Linked DNA regions of Homo sapiens: all the other regions are linked to region 1. The links are chromatin contacts, found by Hi-C or POLR2A ChIA-PET in ENCODE. All regions are on one chromosome and are shown on one strand. Each heading gives the region's core, a stretch centred on a gene start or an enhancer-like site at or near the end of the contact. The rest is flanking DNA. Distances are from core to core; before and after follow the strand shown.

Region 1 (3,964 bases), core at 469-2,968:
AGAACCCAATGCTTGGAGACAGAGCTCCACCAGGAAACAAGGCCAAGCTGTGTGCTGCTCTTACGTTATGTCTATTTTAGAAGTTGACTTTGGCAGAGGTGTTGACCACTGACACAATCTATCTACTTCCAGAAAAGATAAGCGGGGAGGGAATCAAACAAGGAATTGTCTTTAAATTCTCACTTGGAAACAGACGCCTTGGCTTGAAAAGGGGAGTAGAATACTAGCTTCAATGATGATGAACAAGTTGGAACAAATTATAAAGAAAATATTGAAGCTATAAATAATTTATTTTTAAAGAACCTGTGTGCTAAAATATCTCCTGACTAGGAAATTCTAAAGAATGTAAATCTCCAGATTATAGTCTATCTGAGGCAATGTTTTTCCAGAACTATTGGAATGTGTCTACATAACAAACTCAATAATCTTTTGAAGAGTTCACTGTTAAGAGGACTCCTAGGACACGAGGAGCAACGGGATGATCACACACTCATGGTTGTACCTTCAAGTAAAGAAAAATGAGAACTTTAAATCACCCAAGATGAGGAAGCTCTGTAGCCAGACTGCTCTCATTCAAATCACCAGGAATGTTTCAATCTGATGCCAGCTTTCTCCCTTACAACAGTGAATGGATAAAAAGGGGAAAACTCAAAAGGGATATTCACAGCGCCTTCTAGTTCCCACCTCAGTCCTATCTCAAAATACCTGAAAATTCTGCCACAGCCCTTTTTCCTTTACTCTAGAACGAAATGACAAAATTAAACTTTATAAAAGTTTATGAAACGAAACCTCACAAAACCTGTTACTGAGGTTCAACGATATATTTTTAAACTAATAATGTGAATTTTTCCATGCTGAAGAGTCATGTAATTGGGTCACCAAATAAAAAAAGACACAGCTGTAATAGAAACCATTTTAGGGGGGAAGAAAGTCCTGACTAATCACGAAGTGATGCAAATGCAAAAGGAAATACTTAGACTGTATTTTTACCCAGCTGAGTAGTCAGATGTTTGGAAATGCCCTGGATTTTTCGAAATATTTCCAGCTGTTAATAGCAAAACGGCTCAGATGCTTCAGAAAGAAAGAACACACACTGAAACCTTTTTTTTTTTTCCTGTGTACTTTTCTTAATTACAGCTGCTCCCTTCCAACTGCAAGAGGGGATCTAAGTGTAAAGATGTTAAAGCTTAGATGTTCACCCTGAGCTCCACACGGATTTATTTTTATGAAAATGACTGAGAAGTGCAAGCCTGGGAATACGCAGAGAACTTCAAAAAAGAGCCTGGAAAAAGTAGGAGGTGATAAAGGAGTTAGCACATTTTCAGTTTGTTTCTCTTACAACCTGTGAGAGAACCCAGACAGCTGATGGGCTCCCGGAGAAAACTCAGGTAGCTGCACTCCAGAGAGTTTGGTGAGGCCCCAGCCAGCACCAGAGACCTGTGGTGAGCTGGCCTCCAGGAGAAGGTGGTGACAGCGGCAGCCGAGTTACATGGCGCCAGATCCCAGAGGACGAGCTCTGGCAACCGCCTGTGCACTCCCCTGCAGCCTTTTCTTCAGAAGTGAAGATGGGGGAGTCTGGTCAACCACAGGTGAGGTGGCAACTCAGAGGGAAGCCTGCACACTGTCAGCTCAGCCAACCCTAATGAGGACCAGACACCCAGAAATATTTGCAGACTCAGCAGGGGCGGGAGTGAGAAGTGGAGTTGGCTGGCCTCAAACCACCACCAGCTGAGCAGGGCTCCTCAGCCAGGGTGTGTCTTCTGGGACTCCCGGGGCAAAAGGTGGCATTAGAGATGGAAATTCAAAACAGGCTGGGGGCTCTGGGGCCAGGTTTTGTCCTGGGCGACTGCTTGGCACTTTCCCCAAAACAGCACACGGAACCTGTGAAAAATGTGCTCTGGCCCCCTTCAACCTTGACCCTGAGGATTGAGGGTGGGAACTGCGGTGGGTTTGCTCAAAGTCCTTATCACCACTCACTGGCATGTGTTCCCTGGCTCAGAGCCTGTCCCTAAGAAATGGGAAGAAAATACACAGCTCCCAAGGAGCTGCCAGCAGTTCCACACCAGGACCCTCTGAGGCCAGCCTCTCTGGGGACGGTGCATGCTGAGGAGTCCATGAGAAGGCTTAACTTTCTGAAGATGTCACACTCAGCTCTTCTTAGGTAAAGATTTTTTTTTTTTTTTTTTTGAGATAGAGTCTCACTCTGTCGCCAGGCTGGAGTGCAGTGGCACAATCTCTGCCCACTGCAACCTCCGCCTCCCAGGTTCAAGCAATTCTCCCACCTCAGCCTCCCAAGTAGCTGGGATTACAGGCATGCACCACCACGCCCAGCTAATTTTTGTATTTTTAGGAGAGACGGGGTTTCACCATGTTGGCCAGGCTGATCTCAAACTCCTGGCCTCAAGTGATCCACGCGCCTTGGCCTTCCAAAGTGCTGGGATTACAGGTGTGAGCCACCACGCCTGGCCAAGATTACCTTTTTAGATTGCTAATCTGGCCATCTTTGATTAGAAGTGAGGTCAATACATAAAATGTTCCAATCAAATTCTGCAACATAATTTTTCAGTGTTCTTAAGGAAACCCTACCCATGAGCAAAATGGCATTAAGGACAATTGGTCATTCTTTTTTATTTATTTTGGGAGGAGGGGGAGAAATGAGGGGCCTTCATTGTTCCCACTTCAAGACCAGCCCACTGGTTACAAAGCAGGAGAAAGGCAGGGGCGCTCCCAGGAACCCAGGGCCATTGTTATGGGCTGAATTGCTCCCTACCGCCACCAAATCCACTGCTGAAATCCTAACCCCCAGGACCTCAGAATGTGAGCTTATTTGGAAACAGGGTTGTTGCCGATGTAATAAGTTAAGAGGAGGTCATACCGACACAGGTGAGCCCCTAACCCAACATGACTGGACTTCTTGTATAAAAGAATGCTATGTGAAAAGACAAACGCATAGACAGAGAGAAGGTGATGTAAAGACACAGGGAAGAGGTGGCCATCTGCAAACCAGGGGGTGCCTTCTTGAGACCACCAGCTTCTAGGAGAGAGGCCTGGAACAGACTCCCCCTCATGACCCATAGAAGGAACCCACCCTACTGGCACCTTGATCTTGGACTTCCAGCCCCAGAACCATGAGACAATAAATGCCTGTTGTTTAAGCCACTCAGTCTTTGGAACGTTGTCCCAGCATCCCCAGGAAACTAAGGTAGCCACATATGACTTTCATGGGCCCCTGGCACTTTTGTCTTTGTGGGCCCCATTCTCCGTAAAAAATATCCAGAATGGCTCCACAACTGTGTTGGTATAGAGGCAAATAAAATCTGGGCTGGAGCATGTTCATTTTTTCTTCTGATTTTAGAAGAAATGAAAACATTTTCATGGGTCTCTAAAAGTCCCACAGGACCTTGGCTCTGTGCCTTTCACACCTCATGGAGAAGTCCACCCTGTAGAAAGAATCACTGAGGTCCCCAGATTGGGTCGGGCACCTCCCCGGCCTTTCTCTATTTTGGCACCACACGCAAATTACCTGTTATTGTGTCTAACAGCTCCCTCTCCCCACCTCTGGCTCACACTCCAGCAAAAAGACATGTCTCATTTATCTTTGCAGCCCTGGCACACCTTAAATGCTCAATAAATAGCTGCTGCACCAACTTGAACTGAACAGATAGAGACCTAAGTTACTCAAGGTCATTAGTGAAACATGAAGCAAGAAAAGAGCAAAAGAAGGAGGTTTTGGCAAGAATGGAGCTTTAATAGCTGGAGCCTCAGCTCCTGGTAGCAGAGTGAGGATCTGGGAGCTCGGCCCAGGAAAGTTTCTGAAACTGCAGTAAAACGAGTGTTTTATAACCACCTATTCTGTTCCATTTTTTTTCTCTCTCTGTCTTCATCTTTAAATTTTGTTTTTCACAGTCCAGAGCTTTGTGGGGTTTATTAATACTTACATCAGTTATACTTTGCCTTTCTTCAA
Region 2 (4,403 bases), core at 1,078-3,577, 260 kb after region 1:
GCATGCACGCAGATCACCCTCGCCCTAAGGGAAGAATGAGGGGAAGAGGCACCAGATGTTGGAAGTATGCCAGCACCTAAATCCCTAAATCCAAGGTCAAGTGGGGCACTTGTCCTTCAACTTGCCCAGCTGGGCCTCCTCCAAGTGTACTTTCCTTTCTTTCATTCCCGTTCTAAAGCTTTTTAATAATCTTTAGCTTCTGCTCTGATACTTGCCTTGGTCTCTTATTCTGCCTTATGCCCCTCAGTCAAATTCTTCTGAGGAGGCAAGAATTCAGGGAGGGAGGGAAGGAGGGAGGAAAGTGAAGGCAGGGAGGGAGGGAGGGAGGGAGGAGGGAGGGAGGATGGAAGGAAGGAAGGGAGGAAGGGAGGGAGGGAGGGAGGGGGCAAGTGAAGGGAGGAAGGGAGGAAAGTGAAGGGAGGAAGGAAGGAAGGAAGGAGAAGGGAAGAAGGAAAGGAAGGAAGGAAGGATACATCCTTGAATAAGGATCAATGAGGACCAAAGCCCCAAAATGACAAATGTCCCATAGGACAGGGTGGGGTAGCATTTCTAATGTGATGCTAGCCTGCGTTCCATCAAAAATGGGTTTACTGGCCGGGTGCAGTGGCTCACACCTGTAATCCCAGCACTTTGGGAGGCCGAGGCAGGTGGATCACTTGAGGTCAGGAGTTCGACACCAACCTGGCCAACATGTTGAAACCCCAACTCTCCTAAAAATACAAAACATTAGCTGGGTGTGGTGGTAGGCGCCTGTAATCCCAGCTACTCGGGAGGCTGAAACAGGAGAATCACCTGAACCCACGAGGCAGAGGTTGCAGTGAGTTGAGATAGTGCCATTGCACTTCAGCCTGGGCAACAAGAGTGAAACTCTGTCTCAAAAAAAAAAAAAAAAAGTTTACAAATCCCATCGTAACCTGAAGGCAATTGCTTTGAGATCTGTTCACAAGAGCCATAGATTTATCATGTAACTTAACTTCATTTGGTACAAACTTTGTTTTTTTTTTGGAGTTGGCCCCATTTGGGAAAATCAGAATGTAGATCTGGAATTTAAATATTGCCTACAAAGCTAAACAGACAAAATGCAGTTGTTGCTTACCTGAAACAAATGTTTGCGGCATCTAAGGACTGATAGGCTGGGACAGAATTAAGATAGTGTTAGGAAAGGGTCCCCTAAGGTTGGGTCGAGTTGCCCTTTCATAGGAAGAAGAGAGGCCTGGGAAAACTTTCTAACCAGGAAGGTAGACATTAATGTCCATAGTTAACATTAGTCAATGATTATTTACTAGGTATGCTCTTTTTAGAGACGTTTATGTACACTCTCGTTTAGTCTTAGTACAGCTCATAATGAGCTGGTACTATTATAACCCTCATTTTACAGAGGAGGAAACAGCCTTCACATGTGTACAGAAATCAGTGAAGCCTGCCTATCACCCATACTTGCTGGGTTCAACATGAACGGCACAGGCAAGGAGAAAGCCCTGTGACCAGCGGTACCAGAAAGAGTGAAAGGGCGCCATCTAGTGACTGTCATGGTGGTTGGCAGTAGAGGTTGGAAGCCGGTGGTTTTTTTTCGTGGGTTTTTTTTGCTGTTGTTTTGGGGTTGTTTTTCTGTGTGAGACAGAGTTTTGCTCTTGTTGCCCAGGCTGGAGCGCAACTGCGGACTACCAATTTCAGTTGTTTCTATCTACTGGGAAACGGCCGCTCCCTGGTGCCAGCTGCAACCAATTATCATTTTAGCGAGGCAGGATGACAACCTCCGGCCCATCACGTGATGGTCGCCTGACATTTCTGGTGTGTGGGGGGAGCTGTCTCCTGCCCTGCTCATGCCCCACTAGCTACCTACTGTAACATTCTCGGGTATCTGGAATACAGTACTAAGCATCTTAAAAAAAACTTCACTGGCGGCCGGGCACAGTGGCTCATGCCTGTAATCCCAACACTTTGGGAGACCAAGGCAGACGGATCACGAGGTGAGGAGTTAGAGACCAGCCTGGCCAACATGGTGAAAACCCCATCTCTACTAAAAGTACCAAAATGAGCCGGCCATGGTGGCGTGCGCCTGTAGTCCCAGCTACTCAGGAGGCTGAGGCAGGAGAATCACTTGAACCTGGGAGGCAGAGGTTGCAGTGAGCCGAGATTGCACCATTGCACTCCAGCCTGGGCAACTAACAGTGAAACTCTGACTCAAAAAAAAACAAAAAACAAAAAACAACCCCCCCCCCCCCCCCACACACACACACACACACACACGCAGAGGCAAAATGGCGGGGGGTAACCTTCTAGGGGGTCATTCCACCGGAAACGGGAAGAACGACTCAGGTGAGCATGCCTGCAGCTCCAGTAAACACACGTAACTCCGGTAAACATGCTTGCCTCCCAAGCACAATCAGGTCACTGCGCATGCGGGTGGCTCACCCTAAGGGAAGAATGAAGGGAAAGGGGTGCAAGACGCCGGAAGCAGGGCAGCATGTAAAATCCTAGGTCCAAGGTCAAACGGAGCACTTGACCTCCAAGGTGCCCCCTTAAGCCTCTTCCAAGTGTACTTTCCTTTCTTTCATTCCTGCTCTAAATCTTTTTCATCAATTTCCACTCCGCTGTAAAACTTGCCTCGGTCTCTTTTCCTGCCTTATGACAATCTATTTTTTTCTTCTGAGGAAGGAAGAGTTGAGGCTGCTGCAGACCTGTACAGATTCGCTGCCGGTCTCTCAGATAACTTCCACTACTAGCAAGAAAGCAAACACACCACATCAATGAACCACCACCATGTAGCTTAAGAGCTGTAAACTTTCACTTTTACTTTTTTTTTTTTTTTTTTTTGAGATGGAGTCTCCCTCTGTCACCCAGGCTGGAGTGCAATTGTGCAATCTTGGCTCACTGCAACCTCCACCTCCGGGGTTCAAGCAGTTCTCCTGCCTCACCCTCCTGAGTAGCTGGGATGACAGGCATGTGCCACCACACCTGGCCAACTTTTTGTAGAGATGGGGCTTTGCCATGTTGGCCAGGCTGATCTCAAACGCCCAGCCTCAAGTGATCCACCCACCTCAGCCTCCCAAAGTGCTGGGATTACAGGCATGAGCCACCGTGCCTGGCCAATTCTTCACTTTTTCAAGTAAATATATGCACACTGATTAAAAACCCAAATGAACGAAAGCTAGATACAGTGGGAAGTCAGCCTCCACATCCCCCAGCTACCCAGTCCTCCCCAGAAGCAACTGCTGTTACCAGCTTCCCATGTCCCCTTCCAGAGACAGTCTAAGTAAGCAAATACTTTGATACAAATAATAGCATACCACGGTAGCCGGAATAAAGCCTCCTCACCAAGGTGTCCGTGTCCTAATGCCTGGGATCAGTAAATATGTGATACGGCAATAGGGACGGGGCAGCTGATTCAAGTTAAAGGCCTTGAGAAGGCAGATTATCCAGGTGGGCCCTATGTAATCAAACAAATCCTTAAAGCTGAGAACCTTCCCAGGCTGTAGTCAGAAGAAGATGTGACTTTGGGGTTAGAGAGACGCAAAGTTGCTGGTACTGAAGATGGAGGAAGCCACGTAATGCAGGTGACAAAAACACTGATTCTCTCCTTAGCCCCCTGGAAAGGCGTGCAGCCCTGCTGGCGCCTTGATCCCAGGCAGGTGAGGCCTGTGTCAGACTTCCTACCCCAAAATCAGAAGGTAATAAGTTTGTGTCTTAAGCCCCTAAATTTGAGAACATTTGCTACAGCAACAATAGAAAACTAATAAATACACTAGTACCCTTTTCTTTCCTTCTTTCTTCCTTTCCTTTTTTTTTTTTTTTTTGACGGAGACTCACTCTGTCACCCAGGCTGGAGTGCAGTGACGTGATCTCGGCTCACTGCAATCTCTGCCTCCCCTGTTCAACCTGTTCAAGCAATTCTCCTGCCTCAGACTCCCAAGTAGCTAGGATTACAGATGCACAGCACCACACCTGGATTTTTTTTTTTTTTTTTTTTTTTTTTGTATTTTTAGTAGAGACATGGTTTCACCACATTGGCCAGGCTGGTCCGGAACTCCTGACCTCAAGTGATCCACCCACCTCAGCCTCCACTGCACCCAGCATCATCTTCTTCTTCTTTTTTTTTTTTTTTCAAGATAAGGTCTTGCTTTGTTGCCCAGACTGAGTGCAGTGGTGCAATAATGGCTTACAGCAGCCTTAAACTCTGTGGCTCAAGCGACCCTCCTGCCTCAGCCCCGGGAGTAGCTGGGACCACAGATATGCACCACCACCCTCAGCTAATTTTTAAAAATTTTTTGTAGAGATGGGGTCTATGTTGCCAAGGCTGGTCTTAAACTTCTGGCCTTAAGCAATCCTCCCACCTCAGGCTCCCAAAGTTCTAGGATTAGAGGCATGGGCCACCGTGTCCCACCTCCTTTCCTCACTTAATA
Region 3 (4,170 bases), core at 825-3,324, 330 kb before region 1:
TGCAGAGAACAGATGCAGCTCATCTTCATGATTTTTTGGATGCATTCATATTGTAAGATGCTAGGAATTCTTTTGCCTTTTAATTAAAATGTACCAGCACTTAAATGATCCATTATAAGTAAAAAATCTCCCAATAGATTAAATAAAGCAAAATAGTAACAGATCTTTGCATGTCTATGTCTGTCTGTGTGCAACTTAGACTTTAATTTGTTATTTAGCTTAAGGCAATGTGTTCCTAAATGCTACTCTAAGAACTTGTACTTACCACCCCTTCCACCAAACACAGACACCTTCCAGAGGACCCTTGCCCTCCAATGAGATCTCTATTGTCTTATATTAATTTAACCCTGCTGTTCTAGGTATATCAGAAGTCCCATAGAGTAGGCCTGTTTTAATTTCCCAAGGGACCACATAAAACATTGTACCTGGTGTGCTCAAGTTCAGTGAATTACTATCAGGACTTCTTGGAGTCTTCTTTCCCCTAAGATGCCCCAGTTTCCATGTTGTTGGCACATGGCCAGGTGCAGTATCCCCTCCAAACCTATGACTGGATCACTGATTGGAATTCTCCCTGGGGGGCTGCCCCTTCCTTCACATTCTCAGCTCCATGCCCCGCCACCCCCTCCTCAAGTAAACAGCTCTTGAGATTTGACCCAGGAAAAGTCAAGTCCAACAGAAACTCCCAGAACATTATACCCCGGCCCCATTTGTTTTGAAAATAGTATCGAAGCTTACAATTGCAAACATACAAGTGCTTAATTATTGCTCAGTATCCATTTTATTTCTAGATATTCATTGAATTCCATTCAAATGTCGATATTAGCAATATTAAAAATAGATGGCTGCAATTTTTCTACTGATTATATAAAGACAGACACTTTAGGTAATGGTCACATATGATGTGATTAAATTGTTTTGCTGTCATTGTGTTAATTATGTGCCAAAGTTAAACATATTCATCTGCAAATTCAAATCTGCCTGGATATTACCAGTAATTATGGCAGTAGCAGTCAAATAAGTGTCCTCATGTGGTCGAGAGAGTGTTTGAGGCTATGGTAAATATCATAAAAATATCATAGTCTATCATGTGTTTGAAATACTATCCTCTGATAAATGACTACTTTTTAATACCTGTTTGTTTTCCTGTGTATGAGGCAAATGGAAAGGAAAATACTTTTTGAATGAGCTTGTTCATTGACTTCAGAAATGGTGGAAACCTTTGCAGTGTCTGCATCCCCCTGCTCTGTACTCAGCATGGGGCAGCCACCGAAGGCTCCCAGCCCCTCACCCAGAGATACTGGAAGTACCACAAAAGTTGAGAAGCAGCTGGTGTTTGGCAGGTGAGGCAGAGGATATTATTGTTATTGATTATTGTATCCTGATTATTATCCTTCATGCCATCTTCCTGGTAAGGAGGCCCTTAGACAGGTAAGAGCCCATAAGAGTAGTCAATTTTGATCTTCGTGTTCATCTCTGTGATTTTCTTTCTTAATCTATAAAAAATATCTTTGTTGAAGAAGCGGTTATGTACCAAATGTTTGTGTCCCCCCAAAATTCACATGTTGAAGCACTAACCCTCAAAGTGACTGTACTAGGAGAAAGGGCCCTTACAGAGGTAATTAAGGTTAAGTGGACTCATAAGGGCAGGGCTTGATCCAATAGGATCAGTGTCCTTATAAGAAGAGACAGGAGAGTGCTCAAGCACTCTCTTCACCATGTGAGGACATAGCAGGAAGGCAGCAGTCCACAAGCCAGGAAGAGAGCCCTGACCAGGAACCAAATTGGCTAGCACCTTGATCTTGGACTTCCAGCCTTCAGACCTGGGAGAAAATAAGTTTCAGTCATTTAAGTGAGCCAGTCTATGGTATTATGTTGTCGCAGCCCAAGCTGATGAATACAGAAGGAAATGAAAATAATGGGGATTCTGGCTTAGCTTTGGCACCTGGATTGTCTGTCACCTGTAGATCTATTGAGCATCCAGCTAAACATTTTGAACCTCCCTGGGTACCTGAGTCTGTGACCAGTGTTGGAGACTCAAAGATCTGTAAGACACAGTTCTCATCGTTGATAACCTACAGGTCACATTTGACAGGCTTCCATCAGGGAGGTCTTGTGATTCATGGCCACATCCTGTCCCCAAGTAAAGAACCTTACTGTGAGTTCCTCAAATTGTTGATGTACTGATTAATGCACGACCTACTGACATTGAAAAGGACACTGATTTGTTTCTGAATCATGAAGTTTTGCTGATTTGTCTCTGAATCATAAAGTTTTATTGATTGTCTTACATGTCCACATTTTAGCCTGTATGTTGCAAGCTGAAGCAATGATTAAAACCTCTGTATTGCACCTTAACCAAAAGGATAACTCTATAGAAGGAGTGGCTCCCTTCCTTCTCAACATTCCTCTAAAAGCCTTCCTACCTGTAACAGACCCTAGAACATGCTGGACTTTGTCAGTGTGTCTTCCCTGGTCCATCCTCACACTTGATTTCCAATAAACCTGTGGGGTCCTGATAAGAGTAAGATTAAGATTAAGATTAAGATAAGATGAATCTCATTTGGGAGAGAGCCCCAGGTGGGGAAGAACAATAAGCCATTGTTCTGAGAGCCAGCCAATCACAGACAACCTACAGACATACAATGACCTTATTCCACCTATAGTCCCCTCCAGCTCTGCTGACACCTCGATCTTGGAAGAACCACCTACCAACATGGGTGAAGGCAGAGGACAGGACCTTCCTTTGGGGCAATTGCTCTGGTGCCTCTGTTCAGGGGAGGTGTCACATTCTAAATAGCTGAGCATGGGCAGGAAGCACGTCAAGAGTGCCCAGGTAAAGGACAAGTGTCTAGATCTAAGGACACAGTTTCCCAATGAGCTTATATCCCAGGACATCGGTTTTGAATCCAAAACTGGGACTCAGGGTGTGGGAGACATTAGGGAGAAAATTAGACTTTTGAGAGTAATGCCCGGGAACACCCAATGAGTAGCTGAGCCAGAAAGCTGCAGATTTGTATGGATATCACCAAACATCAAGCAAAAGGCTTTTCCTCTCTGAAGACCAAAATGACCAATCATAGTGATCAGCCTTGAAAACAAATTAGAAAAGGCTGTGCTTGGGAAGCTGGGAGGTACGATGATATTTTAGTGCCTTAAATGTGAGTCAGGGTAGAGACAAGATTCTCTGAGTTGAGTCTATGTTATTCCTCTGAGGCTTGTTGACCAAGGGAAAGTTAGAAAGTTATATATGTGTGTGTGTGTGTGTGTGTGTGTGTGTGTGTGTTTTAAAGTTTTGCTACAACTGGACTACAGTCCAGAGGGGAGATATATATATATAATATATAATATATTATATATATCACACTATATACAGGACAGATGATATATAGAAGATATATTATATACACACACACACACACACACACACACTGGGGGTGTGTGTGTGTATGTGTGTGTATATGTTTTAAAGTTTTGCTACAACTGGACTACAGTCCAGAGGGGAGATATATAGATATAGATATATATATACACACACACACACACACACACACAAAACATATATCTATACACATACATATAACATATATATATATTATGTATATAAAGTGGTGCAATGGACTATATGTTTATGTCTTCCCAAAATTCATACATTGCCACGGAGAGGGGCTTCTGGGAAACCAGTCCTACTAAACCCTAAGGTAATAGTATTAGGAGGTGGGACCTCTGGGAGGTGATTAGGTCATGAGGGAGGAGACTTCAAGAATGGTATTGCTGCTTTTATAAAAGGGATCCCAGAGAGATTGTTTGCCCCTTCTACCCTGTGGGGGCACAGGGAGAAAACAGCCATCTCTTAGGACTGGGCCCTCAGCAGACACTAAATCTGCCAGTGCCTTGATCTTGGACTTCCCATCCTCCAAAACTGAGAGAAATAAATTTCTTTTGTGTGAAAGCCGCCCAGTCTATGGTATTTTCATTAGAGCAACCCAAACAGGACTGAGAGAAGTAGTATTGCTGGAACAGGGGAAACAATAATGGTAAAATATACAGGGTGGAGGGGCCCTGGTCTTTAGAGACATCATCTTCTTTCTTATCCTTGGGCAGAAGCAGCAGGAAACTAACAAGAACTTCCAGCAGCAGGTGCATGGTGAGCTCATCACTATTGCAGTCACA

Evidence for each region. A loop is a pair of places that touch in the nucleus more often than their neighbours do. ChIA-PET counts read pairs that join two places held with the same protein, here RNA polymerase II (POLR2A). Pooled maps may share reads with other maps.
Region 2: a map of lower leg skin shows a loop between it and region 1 (7-fold over the local background). The contact joins two enhancer-like sites. A Hi-C loop is called at or near these places in 8 of 168 maps with a recorded cell type or tissue (CD4-positive, alpha-beta T cell, CD4-positive, alpha-beta memory T cell, GM12878 and 4 more), 13 of 37 single-sample maps with no recorded cell type and 16 of 50 pooled maps. POLR2A ChIA-PET finds 5 or more read pairs at or near these places in 1 of 52 experiments (Caco-2).
Region 3: a loop to region 1 is called in a map of mammary epithelial cell, with 2.1 times the contacts of the local background. The contact joins two enhancer-like sites. A Hi-C loop is called at or near these places in 4 of 168 maps with a recorded cell type or tissue (K562, PC-3, PC-9 and 1 more) and 3 of 50 pooled maps. POLR2A ChIA-PET finds 5 or more read pairs at or near these places in 3 of 52 experiments (BJ, Caco-2 and activated T-cell).

What each region holds. Positions count from the first base shown.
Region 1 is chr21:35,849,251-35,853,214 of GRCh38, forward strand. No RefSeq gene overlaps it. Among named protein-coding and RNA genes, the nearest start is that of MIR802, 130 kb to the left of the region's middle. Within about 2 kb of position 1,719, at least 6 of the 41 ENCODE cell types and tissues checked have a DNase peak (open chromatin) inside an H3K27ac peak, as active enhancers do.
Region 2 is chr21:36,111,449-36,115,851 of GRCh38, forward strand. The region is part of intron 1 of CBR1-AS1 (CBR1 antisense RNA 1); the gene reads right to left. Among named protein-coding and RNA genes, the nearest start is that of CBR1-AS1, 13 kb to the right of the region's middle. RefSeq lists enhancers at 1,467-1,596, 1,637-1,736, 1,878-2,390, 2,728-2,787. Within about 2 kb of position 2,328, at least 27 of the 41 ENCODE cell types and tissues checked have a DNase peak (open chromatin) inside an H3K27ac peak, as active enhancers do.
Region 3 is chr21:35,523,422-35,527,591 of GRCh38, forward strand. The region is part of intron 1 of LOC100506403 (a long non-coding RNA gene); the gene reads right to left. Among named protein-coding and RNA genes, the nearest start is that of MIR802, 200 kb to the right of the region's middle. RefSeq lists an enhancer at 1,458-2,657. Within about 2 kb of position 2,075, at least 4 of the 41 ENCODE cell types and tissues checked have a DNase peak (open chromatin) inside an H3K27ac peak, as active enhancers do.